Linked DNA regions of Homo sapiens: region 1 is linked to region 2. Evidence: read pairs that join two places in POLR2A ChIA-PET (ENCODE). Cell type or tissue: CD4-positive, alpha-beta T cell. All regions are shown on one strand. Links, peaks and the distances in the headings refer to the core of each region. The heading gives the core; the rest is flanking DNA. Region 1 overlaps DGKD (diacylglycerol kinase delta). Region 2 overlaps USP40 (ubiquitin specific peptidase 40).

Evidence for each region. ChIA-PET counts read pairs that join two places held together with the same protein. Peaks named below come from ENCODE experiments on the same cell type or tissue, not always from the same donor. Only the 100,000 strongest peaks of a DNase experiment are listed, where the experiment ranks them.
Region 1: POLR2A ChIA-PET joins it to region 2 with 5 read pairs; 3 of 35 experiments call an interaction of 5 or more read pairs at or near these places.

The regions. Positions count from the first base shown.
Region 1 is chr2:233,405,743-233,412,695 of GRCh38, reverse strand. The region is part of intron 3 of DGKD (diacylglycerol kinase delta); the gene reads right to left. Among named protein-coding and RNA genes, the nearest start is that of DGKD, 55 kb to the right of the region's middle. In CD4-positive, alpha-beta T cell, for the core only: no CTCF peak of the experiment used is centred there; DNase peaks (open chromatin) are centred at 2,925 and 3,754; H3K27ac peaks cover 1,991 bases.
Region 2 is chr2:233,550,966-233,557,918 of GRCh38, reverse strand. It overlaps USP40 (ubiquitin specific peptidase 40), which reads left to right. Exons shown (of 32, transcript NM_001365479.2): 5 at 900-1,064; 6 at 3,393-3,539; 7 at 6,400-6,543. Among named protein-coding and RNA genes, the nearest start is that of USP40, 12 kb to the left of the region's middle. In CD4-positive, alpha-beta T cell, for the core only: no CTCF peak of the experiment used is centred there; no DNase peak of the experiment used is centred there.

The sequences.
Region 1 (6,953 bases), core at 1,473-3,972, 140 kb after region 2:
ACCGAACTGTTTCATGTTAAGACTGGAAAAGGTGGAAGGATTCCTGCCTTCGCTACTCCTATTCAACACTGTACTGGAATCTTAGCCTTTGCAATGAAGCAAGAAAAATAAATAAAAGGCATGTGAGTCAGAAAGGAAGAAGTAAAGCTGTCCCTATTTGCAAATGATACAACTTTATATAGAACTTTCTAGGGAATCTACACAATGACTACTAGAATTAAACAAGCAGTATTTTGCAAGGTCACAAAATCCACTGTATTCTTATATATTAGCAGCAAACAGATATAAAATGTTTATAAATTCCATTTAGTTAATAAAAATAAAAACATAAATTACATTGAAATGAATCTAACAAAAGACGTTAAAGACATCTACACTGAAAACTACAAAGCACTGCTGAGATAAATTTAAAGCACCTAAATAAAGAGAGAGAGATCGTGTTAATGTACTGGAAAACTCAACATCATTAAAGATTCAATGTTATTAAGATAGCAATTCTCCCCAAATTGATCTACAGATTTAACACAATCTCAAACAAAATTCTAGCAGGCCTCACTTATAGAAATTGACAAACTAATATTAAAATTTATATGAAAATGCTAAGTACTTAGAATAAAGCTATGTTAGAAAAGAACAAAGATGACTCTAATTTCAACACTTCCTATAAAACTACAGTAATCAACAAAGTGTAGAATTATTTCAGTAAAGGCAGACATAATATAGTTCAATAAAACAAAATAGAAAATCTGGAAAGAGACTCAAAAATAAAAGGTTAATTGACTTTTGAAAAAAGGCAGCAAAGGTAATTAAATGAGGAATGGAATGTATCTTCAATAAACGCTGCCTCAAAAACTGAATATCCATATGGGGGTCGGGGGAAGAACATCAATAATAATCCCAACTGTAAAACCTAAAACTACAAAACTTATAGAAGAAAATCTTTGCAAGCCGAGGTAGACAAGGGTTTTCTGGATAGAATACTAGAAGAATGAGCCATTTAAAAAACTGATAAGTTGAATTTCACCAAAAAGAAAGACTTCTGTTCTAAAAGTGTCATTAAAGAAAACACAAGCCACAGACTGAGAAAAACATTCACAACACATGTATCAGACAAAGGACTTACATCCAAAATACATAAAGAAGTCTTACAACTCAATAAGAACCCAATTAAAAAAATGGATAAATGTCCTAGCACACATTTCACAAAAGACATACAAATGACCAACAAACACATGAAAAGATGTTGACATCATTAGTCATCAGGGAAATGGAAATTAAAGCCACAATGGGGTAACACTACATAACTATTAGGACACATAAAATTAAAAAGACTGATCACACCAAGTGTTGGTGAGGATGTGGAGCAACTGGAACTCTCTATACACTGCTGGTGGGAATATAAAATTGGATCACCACTTCAGAAAACAGTTTAGCAGCCTCTTAAGAAGTTAAACATATACCTACTATATGATCCAGCGATTCCACTTCAAGGTGTTTACCCAAGAGAAATGAAAATATGTCCACACAAAAGACTTGTATACAAATGTTCATAGTTTTATTAGTAATAACCCAAAACTAGAAACTACCTAAATGCCCACCAATAGAATAGACAAATGCTGGAATATGCATACAATGGACTACTGATATTCGTAACATGAAAAATCTCAAAACCATTATGCTGAGTGAAAGAAGCCAGACATTAAAAAAAAAAGTAGTACATGCTGCATTACTCAATTTATATAGCATTCTTTTTAAAATGCAGAGTAATCTACAATGACAGAAAACAAATCCATCCATGTTTGCCTGTGAAGAGGCAGAGAAGGAAGGATTACAAGGAAATTCTCAGGGTGATGGAAATGTTATCCTGACTATGGTGACAGCTTCAGTGTAATTATGAGAGAGAGAGAGAGAAAGTGTGTGTGTATAAAAACTATCAAACTGTACACCTTAAATACTGCAGTTTATTGTACATCAATTATGTCTCAAGTCACAAAAAATGGTTTTCATGTATTAGAATAGTCATTAAAGAACACTATGAACCTTTCTCTGAATAAGCAGGGTGACCATATAGCTTATCATCCAAGCCAGGAAACTTATGCAAGTCAAAGTGAGTGCTAAAGATAAGAGGTTGTGTACTGCCCTGGAGAAATCAGCACTTAGGGATTTGGGAAAAACAAATACCCAATCTCTTCATTGGTGTGATTAGATATCACCCCAAGGTATCTAGTGATACCTTAAAGCAAACCATCAAGTTTTCACAGGAAGCAAACCATCAAGTTCCTCAGAAGGCAGCGCAGAGCTGGCAACAGCCTTGGCAAGTCAGCTGCGCCCATGACCTTGATTTACAGAAAAGGAAGCGATCCCGGTCAATGACGGGCACAGGACAAACCCCAAGGCTCCTGCCTCCAAGGTCAGTGTCCCTTGAGCCCCCCCTCTTTCTTCAAAGAGAAAAAAAATCAAAGAATGGGGTGGAAGCCAATCCCCCTCTTAACTATTTTCCAAACATCTAATTATCTTGACCCACCCTCTATAGCTTTGCAGCCAATGAACAATTCAGCTACAAAGAAAACAGCATTGGCCAGGCACAGTGGCTCACACCTGTAATCCCAGCACTTTGGGAGGCCAAGGCAGGAGGATTGGATCATGTTGACCAGCCTGGACAACATGGTGAGATCATATCTCTACCAAATTTAAAAAAAAGAAAAAGAAAAGAAAACAGCATCGACTTTTCTGTATGAAGTCCAGCACTGATTAACACACCCAGCCACAGGCCTGGAGGCAGCTCCCACAGGGCACATTCTACACCAGACCCAGTCTGCAGGGCCAACCCTTCTGCACAGATCTACTGATAACCACTCCCACAGTCCTCCTCCTGTCTTAAAAAAAAAAAAAAAAAAAAAAAAAAAAACGGTATGGGGGGATCACATGTTTTTTAGGTTTACACTTCAAACCAGGTTCTTCAATTGTGTGGTGAGGAGGAAGGACTGGGTCAATAAACAGCAGTCTCCCTACCACAGAGCAGGAAATTATCTTAATTTGATAACAAGTTGTTTCAAGGAAATAAAAAGATCCTACCACTATGTACTGTGAAACACCAGGTTATTCTGGGACGGGAACGTGGGATTTTTTTTTAACATGATTTCCTAGAGAATGATACCATTTTTGTAACTTTCAAGGAAAAAAAAAAACCAGACAGACGGAACTTGGCTCAATCACACCGTGACACATTTAAAAGCATACTGAGTAAAGATGGCTAAAAAGTATTCACTGCCTAGGCACCCTAGGAAAAAATTCAATCAAATCCATGTATCTTCCCCCCAGGTCTTTTCTCAAAGAACTCTTTCCCTTACTAAATTACTATAATCCAATGACAGTCTCTCAACTATCCACTTTGTTTTCTCTGCCATTTGTAAATAAAGACAATTAACAAGTACGCTACACTTGTTCATAAAAATTAACAAGTATAACAAGTGTTAACAACACAAATACTTTTTCAAACACATACAATCATAAGGTGAAAATGGCTTAGATTTCACAAATGCAAACCCCACTGATAATCTAAACAAACAGCCCAGACGAGTAACTGCGTCTTCTCCCACCCCAAACTCTAAAGAAGAGACACCACAATTGGTTCCACTGCTCACCAGCCAGGCTGCCAGAAGAGGACAGCATCTTCTCCCTGTGCCTGCTTGGAGTGACTGTTAAAACCGACCCCTAAGCCCTCACAAGGAGCAACCTGGCTTTTCAGACCAGCTGTGCTGCAGAAGCAGGTGCTGCCTTCAGTAAAACCCCACACTTAGCAAACAGCCACCAATTTGACTCAATGCCTGCTTCCTCCTGCTTCTTTAACCTGAGAACACAGTGTGGATTACCAGGTGTGGAATTCACTGGGTTAACTTCCTTCTGCACCTGATCCCGCAGGCCTGCACTGCTGTCCATGGCATGTGTTAATAATTACAGTATTTCATTCACTGAGCACCTACTCTGCCCGGTGCTCGACTGCCCCACCATTGCTGTGCTAGGTAGGACCACCCTCATTGGCAGATGGGAGAATGAAGCTACAGGTGGCCAAGAACCCACCACTGAGAGCTGGCAGAGCTGGGACATGCAGTCAGGTTCTCCTGGAACACTGCACTTGAGCAGAAATAGAGGCAGGCTTGCTTTGCAGAAGTGAGCCCAGGGGGCAGGAGCTGCTAACGAACGTGGGGCTTCCCAACAGGAAGAGCAAAGACACTTCACACTCAAGAGGACTTTTGGGACCCACAAATACAATTCTCCCTGTCCCAGACCTGGGCCAGCAGTTGCAGCAATTAGGAAGAGTCTTTTATGCAGAGACATTTGCCAATTATATACAGTTTCTCTGGATGGGCGCAGTGGCTCACGCCTGTAATCCCATGAGGCCGAGATGGGTGGATCACCTGAGGTCAGGAGTTCGAGACCAGCCTGGCCAACATGGTGAAACCCTGTCTCTACTAAAAATACAAAGTTTGCCAGGTGTAGTGGTACATGCCTGTAGTCCCAGCTACTTGGGAGGCTGAGGCAGGAGAACTGCGTGAACCCGGGAGGCGGAGGTTGCAGTGAGCTGAGAGCGCAGCACGGCACTCCAGCCTGGGCAACAGAGTGAGACTCATCTGAAAAAAAAAAAAAAAAACAGTTTTTCCTCTCTCCGAGCCAAAGTTAACTGGCTTAGGAATTTTGCCCAGAAAATATCTGAAATCCAAACATGCTAAAAAGGAAAACTGATGATGAAATCTGGATAAAGATCACGGTTCCTCACCCAAGAAGCAGTCCTAACCATCCTCTGGGCTGATGTCTGTTAGAAACAGCTGAGAAACTCAGCCACAGTTTCACGCTAGGTAGGCCTACTAGGGAACTTTCATTCACCCAACAAATATGAATGCCACATGGACAAGATTTATTTTATGTTTTGAGACACGATCTCTCTCTGTTGCCCAGGCTGGAGTGCAGTGGTGCAATCACAGCTCACTGCAACCTAGAACTCCTGGGCTCAAGTGATCCTCCCGCCTCAGCCTCCCAAGTAGCTGGGACTACAGGTGCATGCCTCCGTACCTGGATAATTTTTTTTATTTTTTGTAGAGACAGGATCTTGTTATGCTGCCCAGGCTGGTCTTAAACTCCTAGCCTCAAGTGATTCTCCTGCCTTGGTCTCCCAAAATGCTGGGATTACAGGCATGAGCCACCGTGCTCTGCCATGACAAGATTTAAACGCAATACTCTGATCCATTACATAGCTTCCTTTTTATTTAGCTACCAATTAAAGGCATCTTATATGTTAAATTATACTTGGTTTTCCCTTAACTTTTATTTTTCCTGTTTGTATTGATTATACCTTGAAAACTTTTAAGGATAACTTTTTCCGGATATCTACTCTTCTGCTACAAAAGCTATTTTTAATATATCTGTAAAGTTGGCCTCGTTTGAAATCCTTTGAAACTCCTATAAATCAGAATAACTGTTACATGTTAGCAAGTTAAACCCTATTACTTTCCTACTAGTAGAGATGACTGGTGGTGGAGATTAGAAACTAGGAAACATTCAGAACGCACTTCTGTGCCAATCCAATGACCTTTGAGATACAGTCCAGTATTATCCCATTTCACAGATGAGAAAATTGAGTCTCAGAAAGATGAAGTATCTGCCCTAGGTCACACAGCTAACAAGGAAGACCTTCTTTATGATATACTTCATCAAACTTCTTGATACCATAAACTATTCAAAAATATTACTTGGGGAAAAGGAAGTCATAAATACAGACATGAAAAATCACCCTTCTCTCTGCATAACATGGTTATTCTGATATGATTATTTCAGGGCAAGCATCCTGAGAGCTATACGGTATGAGCACATAACTAAAGATCAACCGGGAGGATGTCCGCAGAAGTGCCATGTCACACTTTGGAGAAGTCATACAAGAGCTCCTCGTCTGTTCTGTGCCATGGACCCCTTCTGGCAGTCTGGTGAGGCCTATGAACTCCTTCTCAGAATTTCTCTAAGTGCCAAAAATAAAATACTTATGATTACAGTGGAAACCAATTTTAATACAATATAGTCATATCCACAGACCGCTTTGAGGGGGCCATGAATCCTGGTTATGAACTCCTACCAGGCAACACACTTTCTCCTCTCCTCGTCTCCCCGTCCAACAACAGGAGACACAGTGGTGACTAGCACCTCATAGCCTCTTAGACTAGAAGACTCACATTCTGGAAGGGCTCGGTCGACCTTGCAGAATGACCATACTCACCAAGGACTACTTTCTTTGGTGTGAAAGAATAAAACCTTGCCTGTTCACACCATTCTTATTTGTAGCTATAGGGCATCGAATGATGGCCTCCAAAAGGTATGTCCATGTTCTAATCTCTGGAACCTGTGAATGTGACCTTATTTAGAAAAACAGTCTTTGCAGATGTAATCAAGTTAAGGATCTTGAGATGAGATCATCCTGGATTATCTGAGTGGGCCCTAAATCCAAGGACAGGTGTCTGTTTAAGAAAACAGAGGAGAAGACACAGAAGAAGGAAGAAAAGGCCATGTGGAGACAGAGGCAGATCTTGAAGCGATGCAGCCACAAGCCAGGGAATGCCTGGAATTACCAGGAGCTGGGAAAAGCAAGTCACAGAGTCTCTCCTAGGACCCCAGCCCTGCCAACACCATGATTTCAGATGTCTGGCCTCCAGGAATGTGATAGAATTACATTTCTTCTGTTTCATGTTATCTGATAATTTGCTATGGAAGCCATGAGAAACTAATACAGTAGCTAAACCTAACTCTAACATACACTACCTTCATGATATTCTACCAGCATTAAATATAAACTGCCCTTTATATATGCAGTATTATATAGCTATTACACATAAGCAGCCCTCTAGACATGTGTCTTAGTCTGTTTTGCGCTGCTGTAACAGAATACCACAGACTAGATAATTTTAAAT
Region 2 (6,953 bases), core at 1,928-4,427:
GCCTCGGCCTCCCAGGTAGCTGAGATTTTAGGCATGAGCTATTGCTCTTGGTTGAAACTTATTTTTGAAATTGTCTTCCCTTATTGCCTCTGCTTCTGAACTCTCCATTTGTTCCTCTCCTTCCTTTCTACTTTTTTGGTTGAAGTCAACAGTGACATCCCTGTGCCAAGTCCAGAAGACACTTCTCTGTTCTCAGCAGAAGGAGCTCTCAGCAGCACTCACCACCCTCCTTAAAGCCTCAGCTCCTCCTGCTTCCTGGGGCCTCACTCTCCTGGCCCTCCCCCCAGCTGCTCTTCCTCCTCTTCTCCACTTCTCAGTCTTGGTGTGCCCCTTGGTTTGGTTATAAATTTTTCTTAAGCACAAGTTCACACACAACTGCGTGACTCATAATGGATTAAAGCAAGTTCCATCAGGATTTTTTTCTCAGTAACACTGTGTTAGTCTTGTTTTAGTTGTTTTTACTTCAAAGCAGTACATTCTAGTTCTTTTCTATTGTTGATAATTCGGACTATTCACATGTGCTCTGATCTCAGTGAGGTGTTCCTGTGCAGACACTGCCAGCTCTTAGACACTGGTCTGTGCCTGGTATATCCCTCTCTGCTTTCTGTGGCATGGCCATGTGTGTGGTTTCCCACAAGAATAAATGCACATTCTGGGTGTCAAAGGAATTGAGTTACATGTACACACTGAACCCAGCCTGTTCATATTTTCATTTTTTAGTATAAATAAAAATAGGTGGTAATCTCTTAACCAGCTCAGCTTGTTTTGCTGAGTCATTCTTATATCTGATCTTCAGATTGCTTGATAAATCTTGAGTTTTTATTGACTAATGTTTGTTTTTTTAATGTTTTAAAAAATCTGAAGCCCGGAATTACATCTAAAAGTTACCTGTTTTGTAGGAAATGAGGCAACATGATGTGCAGGAACTGAATCGAATCCTCTTCAGCGCTTTGGAAACTTCTTTAGTTGGGACCTCCGGTCATGACCTCATCTATCGTCTGTACCATGGAACCATTGTTAACCAGATTGTTTGTAAAGAATGTAAGAACGTTAGCGAGAGGCAGGTAAATATGCCAGAGTATTTTAGTAATAAGTTATGTTGTAAATTATAATCCATGTAATTAAATGTATGATATATACCACACAAGGATTAAAGTGTTTATTACTAAAAGTAATTTATTGAGTTTTTTTTTCTTCTAACTACACCTAAATCATGAGCCTATAATCCAGATTTCTCCATGTAGATTGAAAGAAGCAAATATCTTGAAACTTAATCTTTTATTCAGTACCCTAATATTTGGAAAATAGATTTGGGGGATATTTACAAATAGAAGACTGTGGCCTCATGTGAGAAGCCAGTGTCATCATGGTTGGAATATTGTAAAGAAAGTTAATTAGGGAGGTAATAAAAATAGATAATACTGAGGACCAAGGAGTGTTTAATTTGACAAACATTTGTAATTAAATATGGGATTTAGTTTATTAATATTCTTCAGAAAGTTCATTTATATATGTGTGCTTATGTTTATATATTATATATAAAGCTATTGTAATCCTATGTTAATTAGTATAACCTTCAGTTCTTTGTAATGACACATATTGCCCATTTAATCTAATTGGAAATTAGAAATTGGAAATTTGCTCATGTAAATGTAATCCTGTTTGCCCTACAAATCTTATATAGTCAATTATCACTGAATTCATCACTGATCCTTTAATAAAAGGCTGCTTTTGTTATTTATGCCAAGGAAGTTTGTGTATTTGTATCAGGACAAAATTACCATTTTCTTTTTTTTTTTTTTTGAGATGGAGTCTTGCTTTGTCGCCCAGGCTGGAGTGCAGTGGCACGATCTCAGCTCACTGCAAGTTCCACCTCCCGGGTTCACGCCATTCTCCTGCCTTAGCCTCCCGAGTAGCTGGGACTACAGGTGCCCGCCACCATGCCTGGCTAATTTTTTGTATTTTTTTAGTAGAGACGGGGTTTCACCATGTTAGCCAGGATGGTCTCGATCTCCTGACCTCATGATCTGCCCACCTTGGCCTCCCAAAGTGCTGGGATTACAGGCATGAGCCACCGCGCCTGGCCCAAAATTAGCATTTTCAAAGGTGTTAATTGCTTTCTTGAAAATAGATGTGTATATAAAAATATGTGATTTTCAGGATGCTGAGGCAGGAGAATCGCTTGAACCCGGGAGGTGGAGGTTGCAGTGACCTGAGATTGCGCCACTGTGCTCCAGCCTGGTGGCAGAGCAAGGCTCCGTCTCAAAAAAAAAAAAAAAAAAGAGTGATTTTTTAAGTTTGGAAATAATTAAGATGTTGCGTGTGTCTTTGAATTACTACATGCTTGACTTAGCTATGATGTAGTAAATCAGAGTATTTTCAAAACAACATATGTAAGGCCATTATAAATTAAAGACATTAACTTTTCACGTATATATTATAAACCATATACTGTATAAATGTTACTTTTGGTACTTGAAATCTTCACCATGAGTTAACAAGTGCCCTATTTTCATTCCCCAAAATCTCTTAAAATAAAGCTGTTGCACACACATACAGAACTATAAATATAAATTAAATTTGCCAAATTGTAAGTGCTTATTACTAGAAATATTGTGATTCAAATGTAGTTATAGCAGATTTCATAAACCCTCTTTTTACAGACTATTCTCTTGGATTTTCATAGGAAGACCTTCTTATCCTAGCTTAACGTAATTCTTTTTTTTGAGATGGAGTCTCACTCTGTTGCCCAGGCTGGAGTGCAGTGGCGCAATCTCGGCTCACTGCGACCTCCGCCTCCCAGGTTCAAGCAATTCTCCTGCCTCAGCCTCCCCAGTAGCTGGGACTACAGGCATGCACCACCACACCCAGCTAATTTTTTTTGTATTTTTAGTAGAGATAGGGTTTCACCATATTGGCCAGGCTGGCCATATAATTTTTTTTTCTTATAACTTCTTTAGTATATCTTAAGGCAACCCTAGCAAAAGAAAATAAAGAAATGGAGTTTACATTAGAAAATTCAACCCTGCCCTTGCTCTTATAGTCTAGTCTAAAACAGTACTGTATACCTTGTATATATGCACTTCTGAATTCAGATACGTGTCTTATTGTGGTTTATATTTCCTCATAAAACAGATTTTATTGTATCTTTGGTAAATTCATAAACTTTTCTTATATTTTTCTGATAGATTTTAAGCTAAATTATAGTTCAATTTCAAAAGAAGGATAATTTAGTGTTATGAACTTCACAACATCTAATCAGGAGATCTACATCTTTATTTGTAATGTTTTAGAAAACATATATCTGATTATTCCCAATATATATGTGAGTTGATGATGTGTTTGTAAACCTCTGAAATTGTTTTTCAATATTATATTCATGTCTATTTCAGGAAGACTTCTTAGATCTAACAGTAGCAGTCAAAAATGTATCCGGTTTGGAAGATGCTCTCTGGAACATGTATGTAGAAGAGGAAGTTTTTGATTGTGACAACTTGTACCACTGTGGAACTTGTGACAGGCTGGTTAAAGCAGCAAAGGTAAAGACAGATAACTGCTTTTTCCCAGGGTCCCCACTTTGTAGTTAGTACAAGTCAACTTGTATGAAAAAGTCTCGAGGATATACTTGAAGCTGTTGACACTAAGGATTGAAAAGATATTTACATCATTTTCTGTATTTTAATTTTTTACAATAATGAATTTTTAAGGCTTTCAACCCAACAGTTCACCCAACTTCCTTTTCTCCGGGGAAAACTTTATTGTACCTCAGTGTTTCGTAAGTATCCCTCCTTTTTGCAATTACTGCTGTGAAAAAAGTTGTATATATTTTTATTTCTGTCACTGAGAAGCTTGTTGAGCTTTGCTTTCTTTACTACTATGAAAGTAGATGGCTGTCTTCATTTTCTTAATATACAGTTATTTTATAATCTTGACATATGTTCTTCCTCACTCTGGCAAATCCAATATAGCCTTACCTCCTCCCCCAGGTGGGAGTATTTAACTTGCTAATTAAGGAATTTAACAGAATACTTCTGATTTTCTTTCTGTACAGTCAAGCAAAATATAAGACAAAAGAAAGTCAGGACTGAAGCAACTGATATCTTTTGCCATGTGAGAGCTAAGAGGGAAAAGTAAAACAAACCAATAAACAGAATTCTGACATTTCTCAAATTTATTCATCACATTCATATATCAGTAGCCATTCCTGTAGTATAATTCATAGTTATTTTCCATTCCAGGAAAGAAGAGATACTTTGATAAGAGGAGAAATGAGAGGCAACTACTGTTTAGCTTAGTGGAACACCTCCCTGGTGTTATTTTCATGCATCTTAAGTTTTGCACATTCCAGCTCCTTTCTGATATGGCAGGGATTTATTATATCAGCACTTTGGCATTTCTGAAAATCCCTCTGCCACATATTGGTGTTTTATCCCAGTACTGATGTGAGGTCTGTCTCTGTGCTTTACTGTCCAAGCCCTTTGGGTCCAGGATATCTATTTGTTCTAAGGGAGATGGACATCTGAATAACTCTTTTTGGAGGACAGATTTTTAAAAAATGTTTTGTGGGTTTTTTTCCCATTTTATCTTCTAGCAGCCATTCATTTATATTTCCTTTTCACAATTCTCTGTGATTTCTCACTATGGAATTGTTCTTTAATGTATTTTTCACACACTTAATTTCCACCAAAAGCATTACCAATGCTAGTTAATTGCTAAATACTAGTAATTCATTAACATTAATATAAAAATGATTATTATAGATAAATGTATCTATGTCTATGTATGTATATTAATACCATTTCCTGTGGCCTGGATGTGCTGTCTCTAACCTTCTCTGTCCCTTCCTTCTCAGCTTCTATGGCATCAACCCTGCTGCTGTCGTTATTATCTGCAGTGGTGACGTTCCCACTGCTGTGGGTGATGTGATGAGCTTTTCATAAACATCATCACCTTGAGCTCAGTTCACTCAGTGGGTTACTGAACATTGTCTTAAACAGCTACCACAAGAGACATATTTATGCGGTCACTTCATTATGATAGCACTATTCCTATAGCTGACAATTATTGAATTTTTCCAGCAAATAAAATGAGCATTGATTTAGATAATACACAATACTGATTTTGTATCCTGGAGATTATAGATAAAACTATAATAAAACCTTAAACCCTGTGCCTGTAGCTTTCACGGGAAGATTGAATTTTATACTGTTTCACATGTATTTCCATCCAGTTTTTGCCCCTTCATCAAACCCAAAGAGAGAGGTTTATCATTTGCTTATTTATTTTGTATTTCACTTTGGTGTATAAACTTCAGAGTTTGGAACAGTGTTGGAAAGATACCTACACATTCAGCTTTTGGTTAGACTTCATGTTCACATTACAAAATAAGAACCTTTTGCTAAACAAATGCAGTTTTTAAATATACCTTTTATCACATTTCTTTAATTCTTTTTCAGTGGAAGTTTTTTGGTCTTGATACTTCTAAATTTATATTCTATTCTATGCATTGGATTTGTTGCATTCTAAGTTTATGTTTGGCTGTACTGCTAAATAAATGCAGATTTTCTTGTCCTAAGCAGTCTTTTCTCAGCCACATTATAGTTGAATTACTCAGTTTTTTTAGATGCATTTTTAGAGCTTGTTTGAAAATCTACCATGTTGTTATATTGCTGGGGTTTTTTGTTTTTTTTTTTTCATTCAACTTTTTTTTTTACCCACTAGATTTGTGAAACTGTTTTTTAAAATATATTTTTAGCACTGTTAGATATATATGATTATGGGTAATTTTATATATCAAGGAGGATTTTTTTTCTCCTCACAGACCAATAATCCAAGAGGTTGGGCACAGCTGATACTCTTAAAAAGCAGCTTAATCCCAATCAATAGATCTTAGCCCTTGGGGAAGTTAGAGGCCTTTTGCAAGTCTCATGAAAGCTATGAATCTTCTCCTCAGAAAAATACATATGCATGTATAATTTTTGTATCATTTCAGATCCTTTAAAACAGGTTCCTAGGTCCCAGGTTAAGAGCTCCAGTTCTTCACTGATTAAAAAGAACTGTAGACCTGCCAGGTAAAGTGGAGACACCAAGGATGAAGGTGAAAGGCCAGAAATTGGGCAGGAAATAGGCACCACTCATCAAATAGTATTTCAGGATATCAACATTAAAGATAAAACCGGGTTGTAAATTATTAATTGTAAGCACAAATGAGTGGCTCCACCTTTAGACCCATAAAATAGATGAGTTGACATCGAGTTATGTTGAATCCATGGTAATGAGTTTATGTAATATTTCTCTTAGAACTGTGTCATAGGTTGTTTTTTCAGACCTTAAGAAACATTATGTATCCTTTTATATAACCCTGTTTTTAAAAAGCTTTGTAAATTTTTCTTTTAACAGTCGGCCAAATTACGTAAGCTGCCTCCTTTTCTTACTGTTTCATTACTAAGATTTAATTTTGATTTTGTGAAATGCGAACGCTACAAGGAAACTAGCTGTTATACATTCCCTCTCCGGATTAATCTCAAGCCCTTTTGTGAACAGGTTTGAACTATTTTATTTTTAAATTCTTTCTTTTCCCCTCTCAAGATTGAATCTATTATTGACCCGATTTTCAGTTGGTTTATTGTGAGAATCTCTAAACCTTGGCACCATTGACATTTTCAGTTAAACTATTCTTTGTTGTGGGAGACTGTCTCATGCATTAGGGTGTTTAGCAGCATCCCTGCCCTCTACCTACTGGATGACAGTAGCAGCCTCACTCCCCCTCTCTCAGTTGTGACAACCAAAACTGTCTTCAGACAAAGCCAAATATGTCTCCTGCGAGGACAGCGTGGGCAAGATTGACCCTGTTTGAGAACCACTGATTTATTTAGAGTCATTTTGAATTTCCAAAGTATAGATTTATTCCCAGTTCTTTTTATTAAACCCTTCTTTAAAATATTTGGAATGAA